Regions from separate parts of the Homo sapiens genome. Here region 1 is linked to region 2. The links are chromatin contacts, found by Hi-C or POLR2A ChIA-PET in ENCODE. All regions are on one chromosome and are shown on one strand. The core of a region is the stretch at or near the end of the contact, and the rest is flanking DNA. Distances in the headings are between cores, read along the strand shown. Region 1 overlaps CDKN2B-AS1 (CDKN2B and CDKN2A antisense cis and trans regulatory RNA 1). Region 2 has its middle 120 kb from the start of CDKN2B.

The links. A loop is a pair of places that touch in the nucleus more often than their neighbours do. ChIA-PET counts read pairs that join two places held with the same protein, here RNA polymerase II (POLR2A). Pooled maps may share reads with other maps.
Region 1: a map of astrocyte of the cerebellum shows a loop between it and region 2 (5-fold over the local background). The contact joins two enhancer-like sites. A Hi-C loop is called at or near these places in 7 of 168 maps with a recorded cell type or tissue (PC-9, astrocyte of the cerebellum, heart right ventricle and 2 more) and 6 of 50 pooled maps. POLR2A ChIA-PET finds 5 or more read pairs at or near these places in 6 of 52 experiments (BJ, PC-9, T-cell and 3 more).

Annotation. Positions count from the first base shown.
Region 1 is chr9:22,083,335-22,088,786 of GRCh38, reverse strand. All of the region lies in intron 12 of CDKN2B-AS1 (CDKN2B and CDKN2A antisense cis and trans regulatory RNA 1), which reads right to left. Among named protein-coding and RNA genes, the nearest start is that of CDKN2B, 77 kb to the right of the region's middle. Within about 2 kb of position 3,471, at least 5 of the 41 ENCODE cell types and tissues checked have a DNase peak (open chromatin) inside an H3K27ac peak, as active enhancers do.
Region 2 is chr9:22,121,639-22,127,562 of GRCh38, reverse strand. It overlaps a transcript of CDKN2B-AS1 not described here. Among named protein-coding and RNA genes, the nearest start is that of CDKN2B, 120 kb to the right of the region's middle. Within about 2 kb of position 2,827, at least 3 of the 41 ENCODE cell types and tissues checked have a DNase peak (open chromatin) inside an H3K27ac peak, as active enhancers do.

The DNA.
Region 1 (5,452 bases), core at 2,222-4,721, 39 kb after region 2:
GATGACTTTATAGGGTTGGGTGATTTTCTTTTATAGAGCCTGATCTCATTTCTTGAAGCCTCCTGGAAGGCAATATCACTGTAACTTATGTCTATTTAAAGTAGCTATTGAGAGGACAGTAATTCTCCACTTTGGTGTATTTAAATTAACATACCACTCTTACTAATTGATAGAAATATTCAAAACCATGTTTTGCACTTAACCGCAGTTTGGAGTGAACTGAATCACACGGTAACTTGTAAGAGAACACATGTAAAATATACAGAATGCTGGTTCTTAGCCTAGGGCCTGTGAACCTACTGACCTTCTGTGGCAATTCTGTGTGTGTGTGTGTGTGTGTGTGTGCTTGCACATTTGTGTATGTGTGCAATTGTGCATTCTCCTGAGTAGAAGAACCATGGTTTTCCAGAAATTCTCAATGGGGCACATGATTCCAAAAAGGTAAATACCACTGACATGGAGAGAATAATAAATTATTACTTGTCCTTGCTTCAATATCAAGTATAATAAAACATTGCAACATTCGCTTCTTACGACCTTTCATAATCCCAGCAATCGAAGGCTGATTGCTCTTTAAGCCCTTCTCTTCTCCTCAGGGTTTCCTGGAGCTTCACTCCAGTATGTATTGTTTGGGATGCCAGGCCTAAGTCACCTCCAAGGGGAAACAGAGCACACCAGATGATTTTAGAAGTCACTGCATGACATTTAGATAAATTCATATATTAACAGATATCCTCCTTTCTTTTAGTTCTTCTGATTGTGGCAAGGAAATAGTCTCAGTCAGTGGAAGGATTATTTTACCACTTCTATAACACTCCCTAGTCTCTCCTTTCAACAGAGACAGCAAGCCACAAGCTCAGAGTCTTCATAGGAAACTATATCTGGCAAATATTTAATAACATTATTTCACTCATGGCATTTCTTTTTATGACAATCTTCTATTTAAGGCAAATGATATCGGTTTTCAATTTATAGTTAGTGAAAAAGTTTCTCTTCAAAATAAATGGATATAATTTTTTAAAGGAGAGACAACTTAAGGAAAAATATTTCTATTAGTGCAGATGATACAAGGATATGACAAAATCAAAGAAGTGGTATGCAAATGACAGAAATTAGGAAAACATCAGACTAAACAATTGCTAATCAAGTCATGCTTTTATTTTCAAAAGATTGACAGTCTATTCAATTTATTTAGGACAAATATTATAATCAGCAATAGAAATTTCCACTAGGCATTTCTGAAAAATAAGCATAAACTGTGAGAGATGCATTTAGCATTGATTAGTTAGGATGCTTTCAGGTACTTGTAATAAAAAACACAACTAAAAGCATCTTTAAAAAACTAAGGATTATTTCCTGATGGTTCCAGGGTAGATTCAGTCAATGGTTCAATGTCATCAGGGATCCAGTTTCTTGCTATACTGTCCTCTGCCACCGGTAGCATGTAATTGTATCCTCAGACTTGTCCCCTCATGGTCTGAAGATGGCTTCCATAGCACCAACTCTTCACCCAACAGTGACCAGAGTCAAGAAAGTATAAACCACAACTTTTTGGTCCCCTTCAAGGGGAAAGAAAACTTACCTTAAAGTTTCCCATATTTGCCCTCCCATTTCATAAGCAAAGTTGCACCTCTTCTCCATATCTAAATCAAACATTTCCAAGAAAAAGGGGAGTTACCACCATGGCCTTAGGCTACTCCTGATTCACTACAGGGGCTAAGGAGGGGCTAAAGAAGATCATGTGACTAGTAACTGACCAATAATGGGGTTCTCTTGGCAAGGAAGTATGAAGAAAACTTCCCTGCGTAGGCAATTCACATGGCTTGCCATAGTGTGCATTAACATAGGTTGTAACAATTCTGGAGGGGCACAGAGAGGCTGATAATTAATGTTGGAAAAAATATTATTCAGAATCACAAATAAGTAATACAAATCTGGGCCATATGGATAAAATACACACAGTAGATACAGTTTGGAAACTAATCGTTTATTAAGATTCCAGATAAAATAAGATCTCAAAATAAATAAATGGATAGATAAATAAATAATCTCTGGGGTTCAAAAAATATTGATTGGCTGGTAATCATTCTCCCCTATCCCAGCTGCCTCAGACCCTGTGAGCAGGAGAAAGATAAGATAGGGCAAACCAGGGCAATAAAAATGTGGGTTACTGTTATTGTTTTTAAGAATTTCATATTTTCTAAAAGCTTCAGAGAAGTCATGGGAAAAAAAGAATATTATTGAACTCTAGTAGACATTTTCACTTTTTAACTTTCAACTTACATGTGAGATAAGTGAGGGGCATCTTCATCTCACGTGTGCTTGGGACTTGTAAATGTTTTAATCTGGCCCTGACGGGTAAATTTCTCTCCAAAAAAAACTGAGGTTAGATATAAACTTCCAACTCACCTTTCTCAAGTTACTTGTGTTTTAAATACTTTTAATTATGCTACTTTTTAAGCATAATTCTTGGCTTTATTCTCTACTCCAAAAGGAGCAGAATAAAATAAATGGCTGAGTAGGATCTGAACTGAGATATGAGAAGAGAGGAAGGGCCATTAAACAAACACTGATCAAGCTCCTTGGGGCTATCAAGTTCTTTGTATCTATTCTGATTTTCATCTCAATAATAACTCTACCACATTGAGATTTTTATTCCAATTTTAAATATGTTGAATTAAGGGATAGAGTAGGAGAGTGATTTGATAAAGTTTATAAATCTAGTAATAGCAGAATGAAGATTTAAATTCTGGAAGTTTGAATCTTCTGACCCCCAAGGTTCATCTTCTTTCTGTTGAACTATCCTGCCTCTCGAGGGTTTGTGTTGCCAAATACTTAAGGACAAAATCAAGAGATTGTGAAATTGAATCAAAGAAATGGGCTACGAGATGCAAAGAAATAGAAAAACAAGTCAAAACCTAATCCAGGCAACAAATAGACATTTGGCACAGGAGACCTGGACACTTGTCTAGACATGGTCAGAGAAAGGAGGGAGGTCAAGGATCAGTAGTGACTCCAAGATACCCTGAGATATAAAGAGAGGGACTTTTTTTTTTTTTTTTTTTTGAGACGGAGTCTCGCTCTGTTGCCCTCGCTGGAGTGCAGTGGCACGATCTCGGCTCACTGCAAGCTCCTCCTCCAGGGTTCACGCCATTCTCCTGCCTCAGCTTCCCGAGTACCTGGGACTACAGGGGCCCGCCACCACACCTGGCTAATTTTTTGTATTTTTTAGTAGAGACGGGGTTTCACCGTGTTAGCCAGGGTGGTCTTGATCTCCTGACCTCGTGATCCGCCCGCCTCAGCCTCCCAAAGTGCTGGGAATTACAGGCGTGAGCCACCGCGCCCGGCCAGAGAGGGAACTTTTATATGTTCCTTGGTGTGGGGCCAGAACAAGATGTAGGTGTGGCTAGGTCCTTGGGATAAACAGGCACACCTGAGGAATAAGGAATGCACTTGGCAGGGTGGGGTTGGGATAAGCATACCTTGAGGGTAAGCTTGCTTTTTCCCAGTTAGGTGAGATTTCCTTTACCTCATACAAATTAATCTGTGGGCAAACTAGCTACCTAACTCTTAATTAACTGATAAACTTTTTTCTCCTTGATCATAACCCAAGTATTGGAAATGTATAAAGAAGTTCTTTATAGATAGAAGTTCTTTTTGTCATGCATTTTAGTAACCACAGTTTATTGGGGATTATCAAAGCTATGAGAATGTTACCATATTTGAGTTCTCTGTGGAAAAATGTTCACTCTACTAACATTTCTCCTGTTCTCATACCAAAACACTGTGCTGGGGTTGCCTGAGTTGTCGTCTGGGTGTTCGTGTTATCTTAGATATCTGTCACTTATGGAGATTAAGTATCATATTACAGCTGCTGGCTCAGATGATTCCACAATTTCAGCTGTATGACTCAGCTTGTGGAAAAGAATGCAATTTCTTTAGTGTATCAGTTTTAACCAGCCAGTCTTCATAATGAATGCCCTGTGCATTTTTCACAGCCCTACTCATTCTTACAGTGCTACCAAGAAGACATGGCAAATGTCTGTATTTACCTAAACCTAAAGATAAACAATGTTACTGCTGAGACATATTTTCAATCTGGGATTACCAAGAACCCATTTTAGTTTCAACCCAAAGTTGGATATGCCCCACAAAACAATTTGGGAGGTCAAATCATGCAACAGAACTCCCAGAGACAAAAACCCATATCACACCCCTGCCCACCCCCTTTCTCTGAGAGTAAAAAAAATGTAGCCTACCCACATGCTGTTAGACAAAGGCTGAAAGGTGCTTTGATCAGGCCAATACTCTGCTCCCTGGGAAGTACACAAACTCTTCTATTAAATATAATTTACTACATGGCCAATTTCTCAAGAGAAATTCAACTGAGTTTTAAATAAAGTTTTCTGTATTTAAACATAATATAAAATTAACCTGCAAAATTTAATAGTGGTAGATTATATTGCTTCTTTTACGAAGGTAATATAGAAGTTGTCATGCCTGACCTAGGAACAGCCCTTTTGTGAAATAGCCCTAAAGCTCTAAGCCTAGAGTCAGAAAGAGACTTGGGCTCAAATTCTGGCTCAATTATTTGACTATATTACCTTGGGTGTGTTACATAACCTGCCTAAATCTCTTCATCTAAAACACAGGAAAAATAAATTTTACTTTAACAATTGTTGGTGTGAATCCAATGAAATGGTGCAAGTAACTACTTACAACAATGCATGAATCTTAAGGAACTGTTAAGAAAGGTAATGTAAATTTTAAAAGCAAAAGTTTCAATCAATGGTCAGAAAGAGATTTAAGATCACAAAGATGTAAAGTGATTAATTATTGAGGGAAAACTGAAGTTTTGAGTATTTTGAAAATTCCATGTAATATATAGCGCCATCACCACCCAAACACCAGTGTCCTCCATATCTAAATCTACAGCCTTGACCTCTGTTCTAAGCGTTAGACTCTAATATCCAACTAAATCCACAGGACCAGTCCATCTCAACACATCCAAAACTGAACTCAGCATCTTACCTACCCTCCAAAAACTTCACTGAGTCACAAAATTCAGAAACCTGGATGCCACCCTAAAATCTTTTCTTTCTCTCATTCTCCACCCCAAACATCTAAATATAGGCTGATCGAGCTGTGGTTCTTGAACCTGGCAGAGCTTCAGCATCACCTAGGGTGCTTTATAAGAATACCAAGTTGTATTCCAGAGATTCTGATTCAGAATATTCAAGGTATGCCATGGGAATCTTCATTCAAAAATAAAAACAAAACCTCCATGAGAACTGGCTACTCATTGAGATTTGGGAGCCACTGTTGTAGTATACCTTCTTACCATATCTCATATCTGTACCTTCCTCTCTGTCCCAGCGGTAGCATTCTTACCTCTGACCCTCCTGTCTCTCTTGAATGAAATCATTCCATAAGTGGGCACTCTGCATCCCCT
Region 2 (5,924 bases), core at 1,578-4,077:
CAAACCATCCTTCTCTGTTAAACAATGACCATCTTTTCCTCGTTAAAGCTCTTGTAAGCTCACTATCGTTCTAATTCACCAGCTGTGAGAAAGGGAAGCAATTTAATGAATAATCCATCCTCAAAAATTACTAAGAGGCAGTGCATCTAGGCATACTTACCTTGCTTTTAAAGAAAACATTTAGGCTGGGCACAGTGGCTCATGCCTGTAATACCAGCACTTTGGGAGGCGAAGGCAGGTGGATCACAAGGTCAGGAGTTTAAGACCAGCCTGGCCAAAATGGTGAAACACCATCTCTACCAAAACTACAAAAATTAGCTGGGCGTGGTGGCAGGTGCCTGCAATCCCAGCTCCTTGGGAGGCTGAGGCAGGAGAATCGCTTGAACCTGGGTAGCAGAGGTTGCAGTGAGCCGAGATCACGCCACTGCACTCCAGCCTGGGCGACAGAGTGACACTACATCTAAAAAAAGAAAAGAAAAAGAAAAAAGAAAACATTTAGCTCCAACTGGCTGCTAATTGGTCATATGTCAAACAACAAAAAAGTATCTTGTTTTGTTTTTAGGTAAAAGAGATCAAACAATGTAAAAGATTTGATGCATAATGTCATTCTTCTAGTCTTAATACTTCACCTACAAATAAGCTTATGACACCTCCCCACCTTCTGTTTTAATCACTGTTCTCGATACTCCTTAGAATTCACTCACTTCTCACGCCTGTAATCCCAGCACTTTGGGAGGCCGAGGCGGGCTGATCACGAGGTCAGGAGATCCAGGCCATCCTGGCTAACATGGTGAAACCCCGTCTCTACTAAAAATACAAAAAATTAGCCGGGTGCAGTGGCGGGCGCCTGTAGTCCCAGCTACTCGGGAGGCTGAGGCAGGAGAATGGCGTGAACTCCGGAGGCGGAGTTTGCAGTGAGCCGAGATAGCGCCACTGCAGTCGGCCTGGGCGAGCGAGACTCCGTCTCAAAAAAAAAAAAAAAAAAAAAGAATCCACTTACTCCATCCCCATTCAAGTATACCCAAAGAGAAAAAGGAAAAGCTTAGTTCACCTCTTTCGAAAGATAAGCAAACTTTGCTCTCAACTAAACCTTGGCCAATGCATTTCCCCTTGTATATTTTAATCGTTGTTATTGTTTTTATTATTTTGAAAAGAATACATACACATGACAAAAAAATAAACCTACAAAAGAATATATAATAAAAAATTATTTTCTCACCTATGATAGACCTCTCATTTTATTCTCCAGAGGAAACGACTATCACATTTTCTTATGTACCCTTTCACATATTCATCATGAATATGGACATGGATGTATGATTGCCCTGGAAAAACATAGGTTGGAACTTCAAGGGTTCACTTATAGGTGGCTTTTCTTCCGCCTTTGCCACCCTTGAGACAGTAAGACCAACCCCTCCTTTTCCAGTGTTAATCAACTGTTGATGTTGTTGATAAGGCTTCCAGTCAACAGTAGGCTATTAGCAAAGTTTTGGGGGAGTCAAAAGTTATATGCAATTCTTGACTGCGCAGGAAGCTGGTGCCCCTACCTGCTGCATTATTCAAGGATCAACTGTAAGTAGTTTTTTCTGAATTTTCTTTGGCTATAGTATGAAAGAGAACTATAAACAATTTTGTATCTAGATTTTTCGTTTAACAATATGTCTGGCAGATCTTGGAATATCTGCTTATATCAACTATTTTATTTTTTCAGTTGTTATATATTATTCTTTTTTTAGATATACTGTAATTTGTTGAACAATTTCCCTATTGATGAACATTTGGTTTGTTTTTAGTATTTTTCTAGCGCAATACCACAGTGAACATAATTGTGCATACATGTTTGTATATATTTGTGAGCATAGCTGTAAAACAAAGGGCTCATAATTGCTGAATAAAACAGAAAGTGTGTTTTGATTTTTGACATTCTCAACTTATCTTCCAAAAAGTTTGTCCAATTTACATTTCCTTCACTACTGTATAAATGTGACTGCTTCTGCATACTTTTGTCAACACAGTATTTACCATATATCTTGCTTACCTCTGCGAGTGGCTGCTTTTCAACTGTTGATCATATGGTTAGTATGAGGAATGACAGTAGGGTAGTGACCATAAATTTGGAATGAAATGATAGCCTAAGAAGTGTCATACACAAGTTGGAATATGAAGCAGAGTTAGTTTATTTGTATTTTATAAATATTTCAATAATTCGACATTTAAACATCTCCTCAAAATAGCATGAAGGTCATTCTTTATTGGATATTACCAATATTCCAAATATCTTTGCAGCTCTACTTCGGGTATGATCTTCAGAGTCAGCAGCCCATTCTTTTTTTACTTCTTCAGTAGTAACAGTGTCTTTTAATTTTGATTTGATTTTCCTGATAGCCAAAGGCATTTATAGCCAAGTCATCTAACAAATAAAATTGGTTATCAAGCAAGATAAAATGGTTTTGGTTAAAAATGAGATGTATCTTAAAATGATGTGAGCATATGTGTGTGTGCACACGTGTGCGTGCATGCACGTACATGTGAGAGAGAAACATAGAGAGAGACTGAGAGAGAAACTAGGTCTGAATAATATTTTCAGTGAAGAGTTTAAATATGTTTTATGCTAGTATGTGTGAAGAGTTTCCCAAGGTCACAGCCCTGAAGGACAATTCTCATTTGCGTGTAGACATTGTGGTGTGTTTGCTTTAAAAGATTGATTGTTTTATAGCTATAACTCATAAAGCCTGTGGTCATAAAACACCTCACCCTATCTTGAAGGCAGGCCACACTTGTGTAAACAATGGTATCACATTCTAACTTAGCTGAGACGACTTCTGGCCCTGACATGGCTAGACTCCACGCTGTTCCCAAGTAGCCAGGACTACCTCTAGTTCCACATAATAAATATGAATGATAGCTCAACTAGAAAAACAAGAGAAAAGTTAGTTTTTTAAAAAATAGAGGTTAAGTGATGAGAAATTACTACAAAAAATTTAAAGACAGAAATAAGCATAATATTTGTTTGTTATAAAAGGCGTTACAATTAAAGAGAGAGAGAGAAGGAGAAACTACTCTGTCTTGATTCTGCATCGCTGCTTACCGGAATGACCACACCCTGACTTGTCCCACAGCCCTGTCTGGCCTCAGTTCAGTTCCAACTAACTTAACTGTCCTCTTTGTCACTTTCCAGTGACACTCCACAAATTGGCTGTTTGTTAGTTTAGAAGCTTTTAATTTCTTGAAACTTTGTATTCTGTACCTACTACCTCTACATTTTGTCTACCCATCCCTTTCTTAATGCCCTTAAAATGTGGGATTGTGGTTTGCTGAAAAAAGACCAGACTTTACATCAAATAGAAATGGATTAAAATCTTGGCTTTTAGTTGCGACCTCAGAAAGTGTAATTAATCTTCCTAACCTTTTATAAATGAAATATATATATATTGCCAAATGTTCTAAATTGTTTGAGTAATATATGTTCATAAAAAAACTACAAAAAGATTATACAAGGCAAATATTCATCAGTTTGGTGTATTTGTCTATGCATATGATACCTGTATAAGTTTTACAAAATGAGAACTAATACAATATTTATTGCCTGCAATTTGCTTTGTTTTTATTTATATTTTCAGTAAATGGTTATTCAGCGTCTGCTTACACATCTATCTATAGAGAACAAGAGCTACATAATTGCAAAAATAGTCCTTTCCGTTGTCATTGTTTACGCTCATTGTAGTTGATTTTAGAATGTCTTCTCCATTTGTTTTAAATCTTCCTCACTCTATTTGCATCCATTTGTCCTATTTCTGTCCCCTGGAACAACACAGATAAATCTAATCCCTTTACCACATAACAGACTTTAAACATGAAAAGTAAGCCCTCACTTCTCTCTGACTGTCTTCTTCTTCTAGTTAAACAATGTCAGGGTTTTTTTAATCCATCTTCTCATTCATCATTACTTCTGGATCATTGGCCATCCTAATAGCAGCACCTGCCAGCTCTTTGGCCTCTCTTACCCCTCGAGACCTCCCTCAGTTCCATCCCTCACCTCTTTTGGTGCAAACACATTTCTCCCCAACTTCTACTGAAGTTTTTATTCTGTTTTCATTTCTCTCCTCAGCTACACTAGCATTTCCTCTAAGAACTGAAACAAGACAAGGATGCCCACTCTTAACATTCTTATTCAACACAGTAATGGAAGTCCTAGCCCAAGCAACTAGGCAAGACAAAGAAATAAAGGACATCCAAATTGGAAAGGAGGAAGTCAAATTGTTCCTGTTTGCAGATGACATGATTTTATATACAGAAAAATCTAATGACTCTACCAAAAAACTCAGAGCTAATAACAAATTCTGTAAAGTTGCAGAATACGATATCAATATACAAAAATCAGTAGTATTTCTATACATGAACAATGAACTAGCTGAAAAAGCAATCAAGAAGGCAATCCCATTTACAATAGCTACGAAAACAATAAAATACCAAGGAATAAATGTAACCAAGGAGGTGAAAGACCTCTGCAACTAAAACTACAAAATACTGATGAAAGAAATGGAAAAGGACATAAACAAATGGAAAGATATCTGCTGCCCAAAGCAACCTATAGATTCAATGCAATCCCTATCAAAATACTAATGACGTTCTTCACAGAAATAGAAAAAAAAATTCTAAAATTTATATGGAACCACAAAAGACCCCAAACAGCCAAAGCAATCCTAAGCAAAAAGAACAAAGCTGGAGTTATCACACTACCAGACATCAAAGTATACTACAAAGCTATAGTAAACAAAATAGCATGGTACTGGTATAAAAACAGACACATAGATCAATAGAACAGAATAGAGAACCCAGAAATTAATCCACATATCTACAACCACCTGATTTTTAACAAAGATATCAAGAACACTCAGTGGGTAAAGGACAGTCTCCTCAACGAATGGTGCTGGGAAAACTGGATATCTATATGCAGAAGAATTAAACTAGATTCCCGTCTCTCACCCTATATAAATATCATTGCAAAATGGATCAAAAACCTAAATGTAAGACATGAAAAATAGAATTACTAGAAGAAAACATAGAAGAAATGCTTCAGGACCTTGGTCTGGGCAAAAATTTTCTGAATAATACCTTAAAAACATAGGTAACACAAACAAAATACACAAATGGGATTATATCAATCCAAATAGCTTTTGTACAGCAAAGGAAGTAATCAACAGAGTGAATATACAAACTACAGAATGGAAGAAAATATTTGCAAACTACTCATCTGACAAGAGATTAATATCTAGAATATATAAGGGACTCAAACATCTCAACAGTAAAAACAATCTAATTAAAGAGTAGGAAAATGATCTGAACAGACGTTTCTCAAAAGAACACATACAAATGGCCAATAAATATATGAAAAAATGCTCAACATCCCTAATCATCAGGGAGATGTGAATTGAAGCTGCAATGAGGTATCATCTCACCCCAGTTAGGATGACTATTGTCAAAGAGACAAAAAAAAAAAAATAACAAATGCTGGCAGGGATTTGGAGAAAAGGGAATTCTTATACACTGTTGGTGGGAACGTAAACTAGTACAACCACTATGGAGGACAGAATGGAGGTTCCTCAAAAAACTACGAATAGTACTATGGTATGATTGAGCAATCCCATTACTAGCAATTTATCCAAAGGAAAGAAAATCATTATATCAAAGAGACATCTACAGACCATGTTTATTGCAGTACTATTCACAATAGCCAAGTTATAGAATCAATCCAGGCATCCAAAAACAAAGGAATGGACAAAGAAAATATGGTATATATACACAATGAAATACTATTAAGCCATAAAAAGCAATAAAATCCTGGATGGATGCTCTTGGAGGACACTGTGTTAAGTGAAATAAGCCAGGAACAGAAATTTCCTACTAAACACCGCATGTTCTCA